Regions from separate parts of the Homo sapiens genome. Here all the other regions are linked to region 1. A link is a loop called in an ENCODE intact Hi-C map of the cell type or tissue named here. Cell type or tissue: heart left ventricle. All regions are shown on one strand. Links, peaks and the distances in the headings refer to the core of each region. The heading gives the core; the rest is flanking DNA. Region 1 overlaps CPZ (carboxypeptidase Z). Region 2 has its middle 13 kb from the start of HMX1. Region 3 has its middle 46 kb from the start of HMX1.

Region 1 (5,018 bases), core at 1,640-4,139:
TTTTTGTGTGAGGTTGTGATGGACTTTGCTCACGATTGTGGTGTTTGCTGTCTTCTGTGATGGTTTTATGGGGAATACCGTCAGGGCTGTTCCCAGCTCTATTGGTTGGGGTTTTGTTTTGTTTTGTTTAAGACAAGTGTCTCCATTTTGATTCTGACAGCTTTCACACTGGAAAGCAGGGACTGAGGAAAGTGAGGGGGGCAGCAGGGCCCAGCCAGGGGATCCTGCCAGAGGCAAGGACGTCACTAAGGACTGTGCAGGTTCTAGCAAAATGACAAGGGGCCGGGCGTGGTGGCTCACTCCTGTAATCCCAGCATTTTGGGAGGCCAAGGCGGGTGGGTCACCTGAGGTCAGGAGTTTGAGACCAGCCTAGCCAATATGTTGAAATTCCATCTCTACTAAAAAAAAAAAAAAAAAAATACAAAAAGTAGCCGGGTGTGGTGGCAGGTACCTGTAATCCCAGCTACTTGGGAGGCTGAGGCAGGAGAATCACTTGAACTCAGGAGGTGGAGGTTGCAGTGAGCCGAGATCGCGCCACTGCACTCCAGCCTGGGCGAGAGAGTGAGACTCGGTCTCAAAACAAACCAACAAAAAAGGACATGGAAGTGCAGAAGGGCCCCCCGCTGGCTGGATCCGGGGTGGTGTGTGAAGAGAATGCTATCTCCTCGTCTCCACCTCCCCGGCCCCCACTCTTGCCACGGCCCCCCTGCACAGCCTTCCCCAAGGCTCCCTGACCCACTCCTCGGCCCAGTTTCTATGCCGGGGGCCTGGCCCTTGGCCCCTGACACGAACTGGGCTCTGGAATGAGTCCTTCCACCCCACACACCCACTGCAGCAGGCTCTTCCCTAGACAGCGTGAACGGGTGGGGACAGAATGAAGTGCAGGGAAGGCCTCGTGCAGGTGCCCCACGGGGGGACTGAGACTGAGCGGCCACCTGCACACCCCGAGTCCTGGGCACCTTGCGCCTGCTGTTTCCACACCCACTTCAGCAAAGCACGAAGCAGAGGTCTGCTCCACGGGCCTCCCGGGATTTCAGAGGACCCCTGCACGGTGCCCTGTATGCAGTGGAGCCAAATAAATGTAAACTTACAAGTCACTAGGCGCATGGGTGAATGTAGGATGCAGGGGCTCAGGAGGCTGTGAGATGTTCCCCAAACACTCCAGATCATTCTTGCTCCGCAAACCAAGCGCTGTTGTGCCAGTGTAAGACTTGAGGGCTGTAGGCTGCCTGAGCCCTCCCCATGCCTTCCCCCGAGAGCACGCCACCCAGCGCCGGGGGTGTGCCTGCTCCTCTGGGCTTCAGCTGGGAACCCCGAGGCCTTCGCCTCAGGGCATAGCTGCCAGGAGGCAATGGAACGAGGCTGAGGGTGCTGGTGGGGACCATGCTGTCATTCAGTTGAGGTCAAGGCACTGCTCAGAGTGGATGCCCAGTTCCATGGAGGGACCTGCCCAGGCCTGGAGCTCTGGAAACCAGGGGGGCCGATGGCACAGCCAGGAGCATGTGAGGAGCCACTGTATGGGAGATGCTGCCCTCTCCTAGGGGCTGAACCATGTCCCTCCCACAAAATTCATCTGCTGAAGTCCTAGCCCCAGGTCCTCAGTGTGATCTTATTTGGAGGTAGCATCTTTGTAAAGGTAACTAAATTAAAATGAGGGTCGCTAGGGTCTTATATTAGGCCCTAGCCCAATACAAGAAGAGGAAATGTGGACAGAGACACATAGAGGGATGATGATGGGAAGAGTGGGGGAAAGATGACCGCCAAAGAGCCAGGGAGCGTGGTGCCAGAAGGAGCCCGCCCTGGGGACATGGCTCTGACGTCAGCCCCCAGGACTGTGGGAGGACACACTTCTGCTGTTGAAGCGCCAGGTCTCTGCTGCTTTTTGACACAGCCCTGGCCGGCTCAGGTGCCTTCTCTGCTGCATTCTCTGCTCAGGCTACGGGACCCCTTCCTGGAAGATCCCGGGGCTGACAGACTTTCTCGATGGTGAGAGAGGGGACAGGAGAGGGTCCCTGGACCCAAGTAGCATGATCAGGATGAGGGAGGTCCCAGGAATATCCACGCCCATGGAGCCAGGCCCCCCTGGAAGCCTGTGAGCCTGAGTGTGGTCCCCCCGATCATGCCATGAGGCCCCAGGCTCTGGCCAGCTCTCCCGCCCTTGAGCTCTTGACCCTACCTTGGGGTCACCTCCTGCCCACCCCCATCCTCCCATTCAGTGCCCCTCCTTCTCTACACTCCAGGACACATGAGCTTCAGCTGCAGGATCCGGAGCTCAGCTCCTACAGATGCTCACACCCTTGGCCCACCTCAGTTTCCCATCTGAAGTCAGTTCAAGGCCTGGTGGTCTGGGAAAAGCCAGCTAGTCCACCTGGCCCAGTACAGATAGGCTGGAGTCTCGGGCCTGCAATCCGGACCTGTGGGCAGCAGGATAGCTGCCCGGGATTGCCCTGTGGGGCCCAGGCCACAGCTGCCCTCAGGCAACAAGGGTCAGTCCCCAGCCTTCCCTGGAAAGTGCCTTACACAGATCCTCTCATTCCAGTGCAAAGTGGATCAAAACACTTTAATAAAATGGCAGCGGCTTTGTGGGATGTCTGTGGCAGACAAAATCAAGAGCCAGGAGCCCGGGATGCGGAGATGGGCCTCGGTCTCCACATCCTGGCGGGTGCTGGGGCCGGGGCTAGTACTTGAGCAGCCAGCGTGGCCTGTGGGTGCTCAGCGATGTGAAGTAGGACCACCACCAGGGCTTACTCCCGTCGGCCGAGGGCTGCCTGCGCGCCCGGAGCGGGTCGGGCTCCGTGGCCTCCCCCAAAGAGCTGGCACCTCCCAGTGGGTCGTGGGGCCCAGTCCTCCGCAGCCCATGAATAAAGTTCTTGGGTCCCATCCCCAGAGGTTGCAGAATGAAGTCCACACGGCCAGCCCTCTTCATCCGGGCGGGGATGATGACTTTCTTGATGACTTTGGCGTAGCCAGGGGCTTGGGCAATGACAATGTGGATACCTGGGGGCAGCAGTCTCCAGTAGTCACCATCTGGGGCTGTGGACAAATAGATTAAAAATGATTCTCACGAGGACTGCAGACCCAGCCACGGGGTGATGGGTGATGGATATGAGTGGGGAGAGGTTAGCATGGGAGGCAGGCGCCAAATGTGCACTTGCCTCTGTGTGGGCCTGGAACGTCCTTCCCACCCCTTTTCTCTGTCAAACTCTTATTTATACCTCAAAACCCTGCTTAGGCACCCCTCTTCTCTGAAACCTTCGATGACCACTCCCACCCCCCATACCCACCCCACAGTTAGCAAAAGTCCCCCTCTTCTCTGGACCACATCTCTGCCAGGTAACACATATCACAGCATACCGTCATTTTTCATCGGCTGTGAAATTCCTGTAAGGACAGCCAGAGCCCGCACAGGGCTGGACACCCCAGCTATCAACAGGGTATGAACTTTGGGATAGAAACAAACAGGCTTAGGGGTGGAGGTGGCTCTCCCCGGCAATGTTGGAGGAGGCGGCATTTTCCTAGGAATACAGAGCATGCATCCACCATCATTCAGTAGCTACGGCTGGGCAAGCTCTTCCCTCACCAAATGCTGTAAGGAGACGCAGACCCTGGTTCCTGCCCACCCTCCCCGACCCAGCCAGCCTGGGGAGGAATGGAGCCATCCTGCTGAGGGCTGGGCACACTGTGAGTGCCTGAGGGTGCCGGCTGCCACGGTGTGGCATTTCCTTGGCAGACGTGGTCCCCAGGGGACAGCCAGGGACGTGCTCACCTGTGGTGATGTCGTGGCGAATGCCTTTGACTGAGATCCGGGCGTTTTTGACTGGCTTGCCGAATTTATCTGTCACCACACCTTTGATGCCCCGGTGCACCTGAAGAGACCAAGGGGAGGCCAGGGAGATGGCGTGAGCTCTCCTGCTGAGCGTGGAGGCCGTCAGCTCGTTCCCCACATGCTCCTCAGAGCTTGGTATCTAGGGGGAACTACCCCACAGAGCCCCACTCTGCCAGCCCTCGCTCTGCCATCTTTAACGAGTCAGTCACTCCCCTCTCTGGGCCTCAGTTTCCTCCCTGGCAATTGACCCGAGCACGTTCTGGGCTTTTGAATGACCCTGCATCTCACCCGAGGCCTGGCTGACTCCATCTCTATGGGCATTGAGCAGAGAACCCTTTCCTGCCACTCTTCTGCCTGATCGGCATTCCTTCCCTGCCTTCCCAGCCCCAGCGGGACTCCCTGGGTCCCTCTGAGCTGAGGCTCCTGAAGGTGGCGTGGGCATGGGAGAGGACGAGGACAGTGCTCGGACCCTCGCTCGAGCAGCGCGGTTTCTTCATCGTACACGTGTATAACACGCCCTGCCTTCTTACTGCTTGCCTGGCCTTGGCACGAACTGGTCCTGAACACACAAGCTCCCTGCACGCCCACAGCTCCAACGTTTTCACCCTGGAAAGCCCTCCCAAAGCTGCCTGATCCTGTCCACATTTCTTGTAAAACAGTTGATGACAAACCACCCACACGGCCCCTGCTCTAGTCAGCAGAAAACAACGTGGGGTCCAAGGATGCTGAAGGTCACGCTGAGCAGGACCAGGATGCCTGTGGGGAGAGGAGTCCGTCCAGCGAGGCTGCCCCCTGCCCGGGCCCTGCACGGGGCTCAGCAGCAACAGATTCTCAAGGGAAAGGGCTCCCAGCCAGGCCCTGCTGTGCTTCCAGAAACTATGAAAATGATCTTGCTCCTCTTAAAATCAGGATAAAAGCAAAACATTTTAGGTTGGAGAGACTGTTTTCCTATATATTCATCTTTATGTCGACTGTTGTATAATTTTAAATACTTTATATGGAGGGAGGAGTCCACAGAAGCAAAGAGCCTGGGCCCACAGGGTCAGGAAGCAGCCCTGGCAACAGGAGCATCCTCCTTCCCTGGCCCCGGGACATTAGCCCGAGAGGGGCTGGTTTTTCTCTGGGCCAGAAAATCAGCTCTGCCGTAGTGACTGTTCACTTCAGACAAACCTTTGCTTCTGGGTGCCTCAGT
Region 2 (4,831 bases), core at 1-2,500, 270 kb before region 1:
TGTAGATGGACCCTGTTGGACTGAAGTCTCAGCAACCCCTGAATCTCCATTTGCTGATTCTGAGCCTCCTCCAGTCCTTGCCTCCTCAATTGCCTTTTCATTAAGTGATGCTGTCTTTGCATATGTGGGGAAGAGTGGAGTTCAGGAAACTGGTGCTCCAGAGACCCCGCAAATGATTCCTAATTAAGTTAGTTCTCTGAACTTCACATCGGCTTATTGTTTTTAGATGAAGATTAAATGGAAGTGAGCTATTTTCCACTTCAGATGTCCCCATGAGACAGCCAGGCTAGATGCTGCCCCCTGTTGGCCTTCTGCACTAATTGCAGGCAAAGAAGCAACAGAGAGGACAAGCAGCCTTGCAGCTGCTTAATTTTTGCGGCTGCTGGACTTGAATACAGACCTGAAGTGGCAATAATAACATCTTTGAGGGATTCTAAAGGGGGTCAGGGACCCTCCTCCTTCCCTGCTGTGTAGAAACACAAAGTAGGAGCCAGAAGGAGACTTGGGGCCCAAGCCCGCTCTTGCGCCCTGCACTCCTCTGTCATTCATGTGTGATTGGACCCTGAAGAGTGCCTGGCCTGGCTTCCCATGTGCGCAAGGACAGGGCTGAGCTCCTTCTGGGATCTGTCTTGGGGCCAGAACAGGGCCTCGCCTGTTGACTGCATTACATCAGTAGTTGTCGGACAAATGACTAAGCAAATAAATGAGGTGACTTCATTCCTCCAGGCCTGAATTTGTAGTCTATGAGATGAGGACAGAAGAGGCAATGCCCCGGTGGGGATGAGACATTCCTGGCTGGGAGGACTATGTGAACAGCACAGGACTCTGCAGACAGCAGTATTGCCCGCCCCCCACCCCTGACCTCACCTGCTGGTCTGGCCTGCCAGGAGCCCTGGGTCATTGCTGTCAGATTTAGGTTGCATATTTGGTGGCGGGGAGCGGGGTGGCTGTGCATATAGGATTCCCCTGGAGATGGTCCGATTAGCATTTTTAGGAACAAGGAAGAGTCATTTTTAAAGCTCACTTCAGTTCTTCTCCTTCGTAGGCCCAAAACCACATTGGAAACTTTAAGATACCATGTGAATTGTAGAAATGGTGTGGGTGTGGAGATGCAGGGGAGTTTTTTTTGTTTTGTTTTGTTTTCTTGAGATGGAGTCTTGCTCTGTCGCCCAAGCTGGAGTGCAGTGGCACCATCTCAGCTCACTGCACCCTCTGCCTCCAACGTTCAAGTGATTCTCCTGCCTCAGCCTCCTGAGTAGCTGGGATTACAGGCGCCTGCCACCATGCCCAGCTGATTTTTGTATTTTTAGTAGAGATGGGGTTTCACCATGTTGATCATGCTGGTCTCGAACTCCTGACCTCGTGATCTACCCGCCTCGGCCTCCCAAAGTGCTGGGATTACAGGCACAGGGGAGTTTTAAGAGGGAAAATGCGCATTTCCGCATCTCTGTCCAAGGAGGGTGTTGTTATTTCAAGTCAGTTCCACAAACTTCCTGGAGGTGGCGGCCTTGGGACAGGACGTTCATCCCAGCGCGGCTCTACTTTGCGTATTTAAGCCTTCAGAATAAATTAACCTTAGATGAATACTTCCACTGTGCTAAAGAAGCGAGAGAATTCCAGCAAAATCTGGTTCATTGACAGACGGTTGGCCCGGACAATTCAGGTCCAAGGAGTTGTGCTGTTTTAGCACGTCCTCCCCTGGTCCTGAGAATGTAATGTAGGGTGATTGGGACACTGTTTGTGGGCAAATTTATTTGAGGTTATTTTAAAGCTGGTGTCTGTCCCCATCTTCATCTCGGTGCTGTGAGTCCGCCGGGGGCACCCTGGACTGAGAACCAGGCCCCACCTTGCAAATGTCCATGTGCTGGTTGCCCCTCCCAGCCCCATCCAAATGATCCCTTTTGGGGTGCTCAGAATAGACTGGTGGGGACAAAATGAACTTCGTTGGTTGCTAAGAATCATAGGCACAGGGATTCACGTGGGCCCTGTGGAGCTGAGGGCAGTCAGAGACCGCAGTGCAACAGACTCATTCCCCTAAAGGTGGCACAGGTATCCAGGCTTGTCATAGGGGCTGTGTCTGTCTAGAGGCCTCTAACCGGGGGGAGGGGGTCCCGGCTTGACTGGGGCCTGGCAGCCAGATGCCCACTCACCCACTCCTTCTCAGGCCTGGGGCATTCAGAGAGCTGCTGCCACCCTGTCCCCTCTGGCAGCACAGGCTTTGGGTCTTCTGTGGAGTTGGGTGATGAGTGTGTCAGATTTGATGGGAGCCCAGTCATCCATCCAGCTGTCGCCCCCACTAAGGGGTCCCCCTTCCTGCCTGCCTCCTGCCAGTGTGAGCAGTTATCCCCAAGGAGGGCTGTAGCCAGCCCCAAGTGGGCTTACCACCAAGAGGGGCCACAGGGAGAAGGGGCCAAGGGAGTTGAGATGTGGGAGACATGATTATCCCCCACCCCAGATACCTCCACAGGGGCTCGGGCTAGGCCCCCAGCCTGCAGGGAGACCGAAGTTCAGGGTTAGAGGAGACTCAGACCACCTCCTTCCCATCCCCGGAGCCCACCCCTGTTGGCTTCTGAGAAACCCAGCCATGCTGCCACACTGGCTTCTCTGATGCACTGAAGATGGCGGGAGGAGGTTGTCTTGTCAAAGGAAGGGACCCCAACGCACAGCTTGAGACCCCATTAGACACATCTCTTCCCAAGGCTCTCTGCTGGCCCTTCTCATGGAAGATCCCCACTCGCCTTCTTGTCCTTATAATTGGTCAGCCTGGTTCCAGCTGGTTTCAGCCTGAAGGGTGGGCACTAGCCTGGAACTTGCCTCTTCCTTACACCCAGCTAGCTCTCACATGTTCTCAAAGAGCTGGCCTCTGCACTACTGAGGTCCCTTTTCAGCATCTCAGAAGCACAGTCTTTCTGCACATCATTACAGGCTTAAGTCAAGGGGGTGGTAGGAGCAAAAAAAAAAATGAGTAACCTTGCAGAGTAGTGAGTTCCCTGTCAGGACAGGTATGTGAGCAGCAGCAAAATGATCCCTGTTAGGAGTTTTCTACACTGGGCCATTGCTTGGGAGCCTCCCTTTGAACTAGTTTTCCAGGCTGACTCCTAGACGAGTCAACACTTCTGTTCTGTGGCTCAAAATCGCACTTTCTGCAGTCCCTGGGGTAGCCTCACCGAGGCCAAAGGAGCAAACAGCTGATACGCTACATAACTTTGGAGGGGCCCTGGCTCAAGCTACTGCACGGAGGCTAATGAGCATTTAGGGCTGAATACTGTCTGCTGTCATCCCTTTTTGCTTGTATAGCAAAATAGACTGGGTAATTGATAAAGAACAGAAATGTATTCCTCATAGTTCTGGAGGCTGGGAAATCCAAGATCAAAGTGCCAGCAAATCTGGTGTCTAAGGAGGACTTGCTCTTTGCTTCTACTATGGCATCTTCTTGCAGCGTCCTCACATGGCAGAAGGACAAAAAAAAAGTGAACTCGCCCCCTCAAGCCCTTTTATAAGGGCACTTCTTACCTCCCCAAGGCCCTAGCTTGTCATATTCTTGCACTAGGAATTAAGTTTCAACATGAATTTGGGAGGGACACAAACATTCAAACCTCAGCACTATTTCCCGAAGATATCAGGTGCTAAACCTAGAACCTGTAAATGTTGCCTTTTGCAGGAAAGGGTGTTTGATAATGAGATTAGGTAAGGATTTTGAGATGAGCAGGGAGTATCCAGGTAGGCCCTAAATGCAATCATGTATATACTTAATGAGTGGGAGGCAGGGAGACCTGGCCACAGACACACAGAGAAGGCCGCATGAAGGCAGAAACAGTTTGGAGCCATGTGGCCACAAGCCAAGGAACGCCCAGAGCCACCAGGGGCTGGAAGGGGCAAGAAGGAGCCCCCCCCGAGGGCCTCCCGTGGAGTGCAGCCCTGCTGACTCCTCATTTCAACCCGGCATTACTGACTTTGGACTTGTGGCCGCCAGACTGGGAGAGAATACATTTCTGTTGTTTTATGCCACCAGGTTTGTGGAACTCTACGGGTACAGGTGGACTAAGGCCAGGTGTATGTGGATTGGTCTTTGGTGTTTCACAGACAAAACTCAGCGTCGTAGCAACCTCGGAGCCCAGGCTGCGGCTACAGAGCCACCCAGCAGGACTTGCTGCCTGAGGTCTGAGGGGCCTCCACTCTCTGCCTGAGGTCTCAGGGGCCTCCACTCTCTGCCTGAGGTCTGAGGGGCCTCCACTCTCCGCCTGAGGTCTGCGGACCTCCACTCTCTGTCTGAGGTCTGGGGGCCTCCACTCTCTGCCTGAGGTCTGGGGGCCTCCACTCTCTGTCTGAGGCCTGGGGGCCTCCACTCTCTGCCTGAGGTCTGGGGGCCTCCACTCTCTGCCTGAGGTCTGAGGGACCCTCTCCACTCTCTGCCTGAGGTCTGGGGGGCCTCCACTCTCTGCCTGAGGTCTCAGGGGCCTCCACTCTCCGCCTGAGGTCTGGGGGTCCCTCCATCAGGAATGTTGGTGGGGAGGGTGCTTCTCCTCCACCCTGCCTACACACAGCCATAAGAGAGTTTGAGTGGGGCAGGGAGAGAAAGTTTCATTCTTGCCTTGTCTCCTTCAAAATCCTTCTCACACTTCAGTTATCAAACTTGTCCTGCAGACGCCAGAACAGATACGCTCTGCAAGGCCCTGTAATGAGAAATGGCTCAGCGGGAGGGTGCCACAGGATGAAGACGATTCCATTTCCAGTCTTCCCCAGGCCAAGCCTCTGCCTTCCAGCAGCTCTGGAGGAGCAAAGATTCCTGTAGATGATGATAGATGGGTGGGCGATGATGTGACCTAAGTTC
Region 3 (5,018 bases), core at 904-3,403, 300 kb before region 1:
CCCATGGTCTGAAGGCTGGCTCACGGGGCTGGAGCTGTGCCTGCCTGGACCCTTCCATAGCCCTGGCACCTGGAACAGTGGGTGTTCACCTAGCCCTCTTGGAACGGTGGGAAGGACAAGGGAGCCCAAGCCCCAGATGGCCTGTCCCCACATCCTTGGAGCCAGCCTGGAGCTGGGACTCGGCCCTGGGCTGCACCTGCCCTTGTGATGGCCGTGGGCTCTCTGCAGCCAGGCCAGCTGCAGCCGCTCTCTGCTCTTTGGGGGACTTCACAGCACGCCCTCCTGGGAACAGCATTGCTGGGAAGTGCAGTGGCCCGGCCCGGGCTCGGTGGCCCAGGAGCTGCATGCCCCCCACTTCTCCTCCATGGCTTCTTCTCCCCTGAAAGAGACAGGCAGAGTTCTCTGCCAACCTCAGGCAGGGCCCATCTGATGTTGGTGCCAGTCTCAGCTCTGGCACTGTCCGTGGTATCATCCCACTCTCCCAGGCTCCCGATCGGTACAATGTACCAGTCACCCCCAATGGTGTCTGTGCAGGGGAGGGGCAGTGTCTCGAAGCGGAGCCCTTAGAGAGTGTCTTTGTGTGTTCGAGCTGCTGTAATAAAAGTAACACAGACTGTGGGGCTGAAGCAACAGACGTGGACATCCTCACAGCTCCGGAGGCTGGAAGGCCCAGGTCAAGGTGCTCACACAGTGGTGTCTGATGAGGCTCTCTGCTGTCTTGCTTGGTCCATGCTGTGTCCCCACGTGGTGGGAGGCCAGGGAGAGAGCACACACTCTGGTCTCTTCTTATAAAGGCACCGATCCTTCTATGAGGCCTTCCGTGGGATGAGATAATCACTTCCTGCAGTCCCCTCCTAACACTGGGGATCAGGGCTTCAACATAGAAATGGGGGGTGGGCAGCAGGCCGGGTGTGGTGGCTCACACCTATAGTCCCAGCACTTTGGGAGGCTGAGGCGGGGGTATCACTTGAGATCAGGCGTTTGAGACCAGCCTGACCAACATGGCAAAACCCCGTCTCTATTAAAAATACAAAAATTAGCCGGATGTGGTGCTGTGTGCCTGTAATCTCAGCTACTCAGGAGGCTGAGACGGGAGAATCACTTGAATCCAGGAGGCGGAGGTTGCAGTGAGTGGAGATTGCACCACTGCACAATCTGCCTGGGTGACAGAGCAAGACTCCATCTCGAAAGAAAGAGAGAGAAAGAAAGAATGAAAGAGAGAGAGAGGGAAAGAAAGAAAGAAAGAAAGAAAGAAAGAAAGAAAGAAAGAAAGAAAGAAAGAAAGAAAGAAAGAAGAAAGAAAGAAGGAAGAAAGAAAAAGAAAGAAGGAAAGAAAGAAAGAAGAAAGAAAGAAAGAAAGAAAGAAAGAAAGAAAGAGAAGAAAGAGAAAGGAAGGAAGGGAGGGAGGGAAAGAAAGAAGAAAGAAAGCAAGCAAGCAAGCAAGAAAGAAAGAAAGAGAAAGAAAGAAAAAGAAGAATGAGAAAGGAAGGGACGGAAGGAAAGAAAGAAAGAAGAAAGAAAGAAAGAAAGAAAGAAAGAAAGAAAGAAAGAAAGAAAGGAAGGAAGGAAGGAAGGAAGGAAGGAAGGAAGGAAGGAAGGAAGGAAGGAAGGAAAGAAAGAAAGAAAAAGAAAGAATAAAGGAATGAAGGAAGGAAAGAAGGAAGGAAGGAACTGGGGGGCCACAAACATTCAGTGCACAGCAGGTCACCTTCTAGTTAGGAGCAAGTCGATTTGCTTCTCTGAGCCTCAGTTTCCCCATCTGTAAAGTGAAGACACAGTGGTGTTACCCACATGGGTTGTGCGTGAGGATTAAATACCTGACTGCTTAGCAGGGTGCCTGCCCCGAAGGAAGCGCCCCTGTCTATTTCAGTTTGCTCTAAGCCCCAGGAAATAAGCAGGAGGCAGCAGAACCGCCCCTTTATACCCCAAGGCCCAACAGCCCAATGGTGTTTACCCCAAGTAAACCTTTGTTGTCCTAAAAGTCACTTGAGGCTAAGGTAAATAAGTACAGATAAAATACAGGAAGCCCAGGTAAAGATGAATTTCAGATAAACAAACACTGTTTAGTGTGAGTTTGTCCGGTGCAATATTTAGGACACATTCTAAAGAAATTACTCAACGTTCGTCTGAAATCTTCCTTTAACTGAGTGTCCCGTGGAGTTTGTATTTACTAAATATTCAGGTCGCAGGGTACCTCCACCTCTCGCGGGTTGCCTGCCCAGCTTTGGTCCTGGCACAGGTGCGATTTGGGGGTATGGCCACTGGGTGGCACCATTGTGCCACAGACAGGCCCTGCCTGCTTCTCTGGGCACTGCGGATGGGTGGGCTGGGCTCCCAGCCTTCTTCTGCACAGCCGCCTGGGCTTCCCTGCCACAGGGCACCTCATCTGAGCAGGGGGCCCTCCTGGGGCAGACGTCATCTCCTCCCGGGTCAGGTCAGTGCCAGAGGAACCCACGCCGCTGAGGAGCTGAGGGAGGGCACAGTCTCTGCCTTCCTCCTCATCTGTCCCTGCCTTTCTGTGCCCCTGCTCAGCTATCCCCAGGTCGGCCTGCCTGGGGGGTTTCTCTCTGTCTCTCTCTCTCTCTCTCTCTCTCTCTCTCTCTCTCTCTCTCTCTCTCTCTCTCCATTCAGCCTCAGTCCGCCTGGCACCTGCCCTGTGGCTCTCCCAGGCTGTGGCTGGAGCAGTCCTGGTCCCTCCCCATTCAAGGGATCCCAGAAGAGCGTCCAGCGGAGGGGCTGCTGATGGCTTTCTTGCAGTGGCTTAGCCCAGCCCTGAGCCTGGGGGCCTGCACACAGCAATACTCTGTGAATGTTCGTCGGTAGGACTGGGTCTGGGCCTGAGGCACAAGGGTCAGGAGCTGGAGTGTGGCAGGGAGGCCTCTCGCTCCATCCAAAGGCCCTGCTAAAAGTACCGACCAGTGCGTACTGCCTGATGTTCCACAGGTCCCCACTGTCCTGAGAAGCTCTGGGGCATTGCCGCAGCCTTGTCAGCGAGCTGTACATCTTAGGACACAGGGCCTTGTAGACAGCGGCAGCTGCCATCTCCAGAGTCCAGCCACCAGGCATAATCCGAGTGGGGACCCTGATAGTGCCAGGTGTGAACCCAACAGCTGGCTCTGTGCACCTCATTGTTCTGAACCCTTTACCTGCACTAACTCATGTCGTTCCCACCACAGATGTGAGGCAGGAGCTGTCGTCTCCATTCTGCATATGAAACCAGGCATGTGGGAGCTGAGTCCCTAACCCAAGGCCTCAGGCCAGTAGGTGGCTGAGCTGGGAACAGATGAATGAATGAATGAATGAATGAATGAATGATTTGTCCATATTGCTCAACCTGGGCAGAGAGATGCCCAGATATAGATATGATCCCCACTAGCCTAGATCCTAGAGATCATGGGGGAAAGACTGATCATGTGGCCTGGGTAAATGACCCCATGACTCAGTTTCCCTCTCTGCCCAACTGCAGTGAGCTGAGCTGTTTCCCAGGCTCAGTCACTGTGAAGTGCAGTGAACAGGAGCTGGCAAGAGGGTTTCCCAGCATCCCTCTGCAGTGTTCCCCTTTGGCCTTCCCTCTGCTTGGGACCCTTGAGCTCAGCCCAGGCCCAGATAGCAGGGGAGGGGGGCTCTGAGTGCACTCCAGGTGAGGGATCCCTTTGGGGCACCCCGCAGAGGCCACATCCCTTCCTGGTACCCAACTGGAAGGGTCCTGCCCACCTGCACTGCCAGACCTCCAGGAACCTCCAGGAAGCCTGCATGGGGAGAGATGGGGCCTGGATCACCTCCAGGCGGTTGGGCAGAGCCACTGTGGCCTTAAGTACCTGCATAAATCACTGCATTTACCACGCATTTCCTTGATGGGGTGTCAAGCTCGGAGACTGCAAGAGTCAGCATGAATAATTCAGGGCTGGGCTGTCTGTCCCCATCCAGAGGAAGAACTGCTGTGATGGAACTGGAACTGCACAGCACAGCGAGGCTGGCACAGGGGGTGGGGGCCGCTTGGACGAGCGCTCAGGGCAGTTCTGGCTTGAGAAAACTTGTCTGGCTGAGCCGAGCACACGGTCCCGGCTCACACCTTCAAGGACAGGCTGCTCACCACCCCAGGCAACCCACTTGATGACTGGACAGTGACCAGGGTCAGAGGGGGCTCCTGACCCTAAGAGGACACTTGCTCCCTGCACCCTCCCACACAGCCACAGCTCTCCAGGTCCTAAGAAGACCCCCCAGAAGCTGCTCTTCCCACGCCGATAGCCGGGGGCCTGCACCTGGTCACAGCTTGGGCAGAGACACAGGTGTTGCCCAAGAAACAGCAAGGTGGCATGAAGATTGGCATGGCGAGGCCTCGGCTGGAGGGGAGGGAGTGAGCTCCACAGGCCCCCTCTGTCCTGAGACACTCTAGGACATCACCGGAGCCTTGTCGGCTAGCTGCAGGTCTTAGGACACAGGGCGCTGTAGACAGCAGCAGCTGCCATCTCCAGAGTCCACCCACCAGACATAATCCAAGTGGGGACCCTGGTAGCGCCAGGTGGGCACCTGACAGCTGGCTCTGTGCACCCGACGGTTCCCTGATAGCACCAGGTGTGCACACGACAGCTGGCTCTGTGCACCCAGTGGTTCTGCTCACTGCTTCCCAGCCTAGTCCTCCTTCTCCCGTCCCCCACCCTCCATACCTTCCCGTCCTGGGTGTCCAAATCCCACTCACCAGGCAAGGTCACGAAGCCTGCTGAGCCTTCAACTTCCTTCCCCGTGGACCCTGGTCTCCCCTCCTCTGCCAGCCCCAGGCTGTGTAGGGGTGACCACCTGCCTCCTTGGGATGACTTCTGCCCACGGCTGCATCCCTGCCCCTCCTGGGGGGAGTCCTCGTCACAGCGTCTCCAGCACCCCACTAGGGCCCAGCACTCAGCAGGCACCCCCAAGTTCTCTGAACAGATGGAAGGAGCAATTGTGGGTGTCGTTCTGGTGTCTCTCTCGTCTCTCGAGTCAGTGTCCTGTAACAGCAACGGCCATGAGATTCTGCGAGC

Evidence for each region. Hi-C counts contacts between places; a loop is a spot of excess contacts. Peaks named below come from ENCODE experiments on the same cell type or tissue, not always from the same donor. Only the 100,000 strongest peaks of a DNase experiment are listed, where the experiment ranks them.
Region 2: a loop joins it to region 1, with 2.3 times the contacts of the local background. A loop is called at or near these places in 12 of 110 quality-filtered maps.
Region 3: a loop joins it to region 1, with 3 times the contacts of the local background. A loop is called at or near these places in 62 of 110 quality-filtered maps.

Annotation. Positions count from the first base shown.
Region 1 is chr4:8,617,277-8,622,294 of GRCh38, reverse strand. It overlaps CPZ (carboxypeptidase Z), which reads right to left. Exons shown (of 11, transcript NM_001014447.3): 10 at 3,767-3,866; 11 at 2,543-3,033. The coding sequence ends at 2,678. The region is part of intron 1 of LOC124900659 (a long non-coding RNA gene); the gene reads left to right. Among named protein-coding and RNA genes, the nearest start is that of CPZ, 27 kb to the right of the region's middle. In heart left ventricle, for the core only: no CTCF peak of the experiment used is centred there; a DNase peak (open chromatin) is centred at 2,804; H3K27me3 peaks cover 1,406 bases.
Region 2 is chr4:8,882,682-8,887,512 of GRCh38, reverse strand. No RefSeq gene overlaps it. Among named protein-coding and RNA genes, the nearest start is that of HMX1, 13 kb to the right of the region's middle. In heart left ventricle, for the core only: CTCF peaks have their summits at 340 (motif pointing left) and 1,496 (motif pointing right); no DNase peak of the experiment used is centred there; H3K27me3 peaks cover 2,152 bases.
Region 3 is chr4:8,915,419-8,920,436 of GRCh38, reverse strand. No RefSeq gene overlaps it. Among named protein-coding and RNA genes, the nearest start is that of HMX1, 46 kb to the right of the region's middle. In heart left ventricle, for the core only: CTCF peaks have their summits at 2,054 and 2,254 (motif pointing right); a DNase peak (open chromatin) is centred at 2,271; H3K27me3 peaks cover 1,215 bases.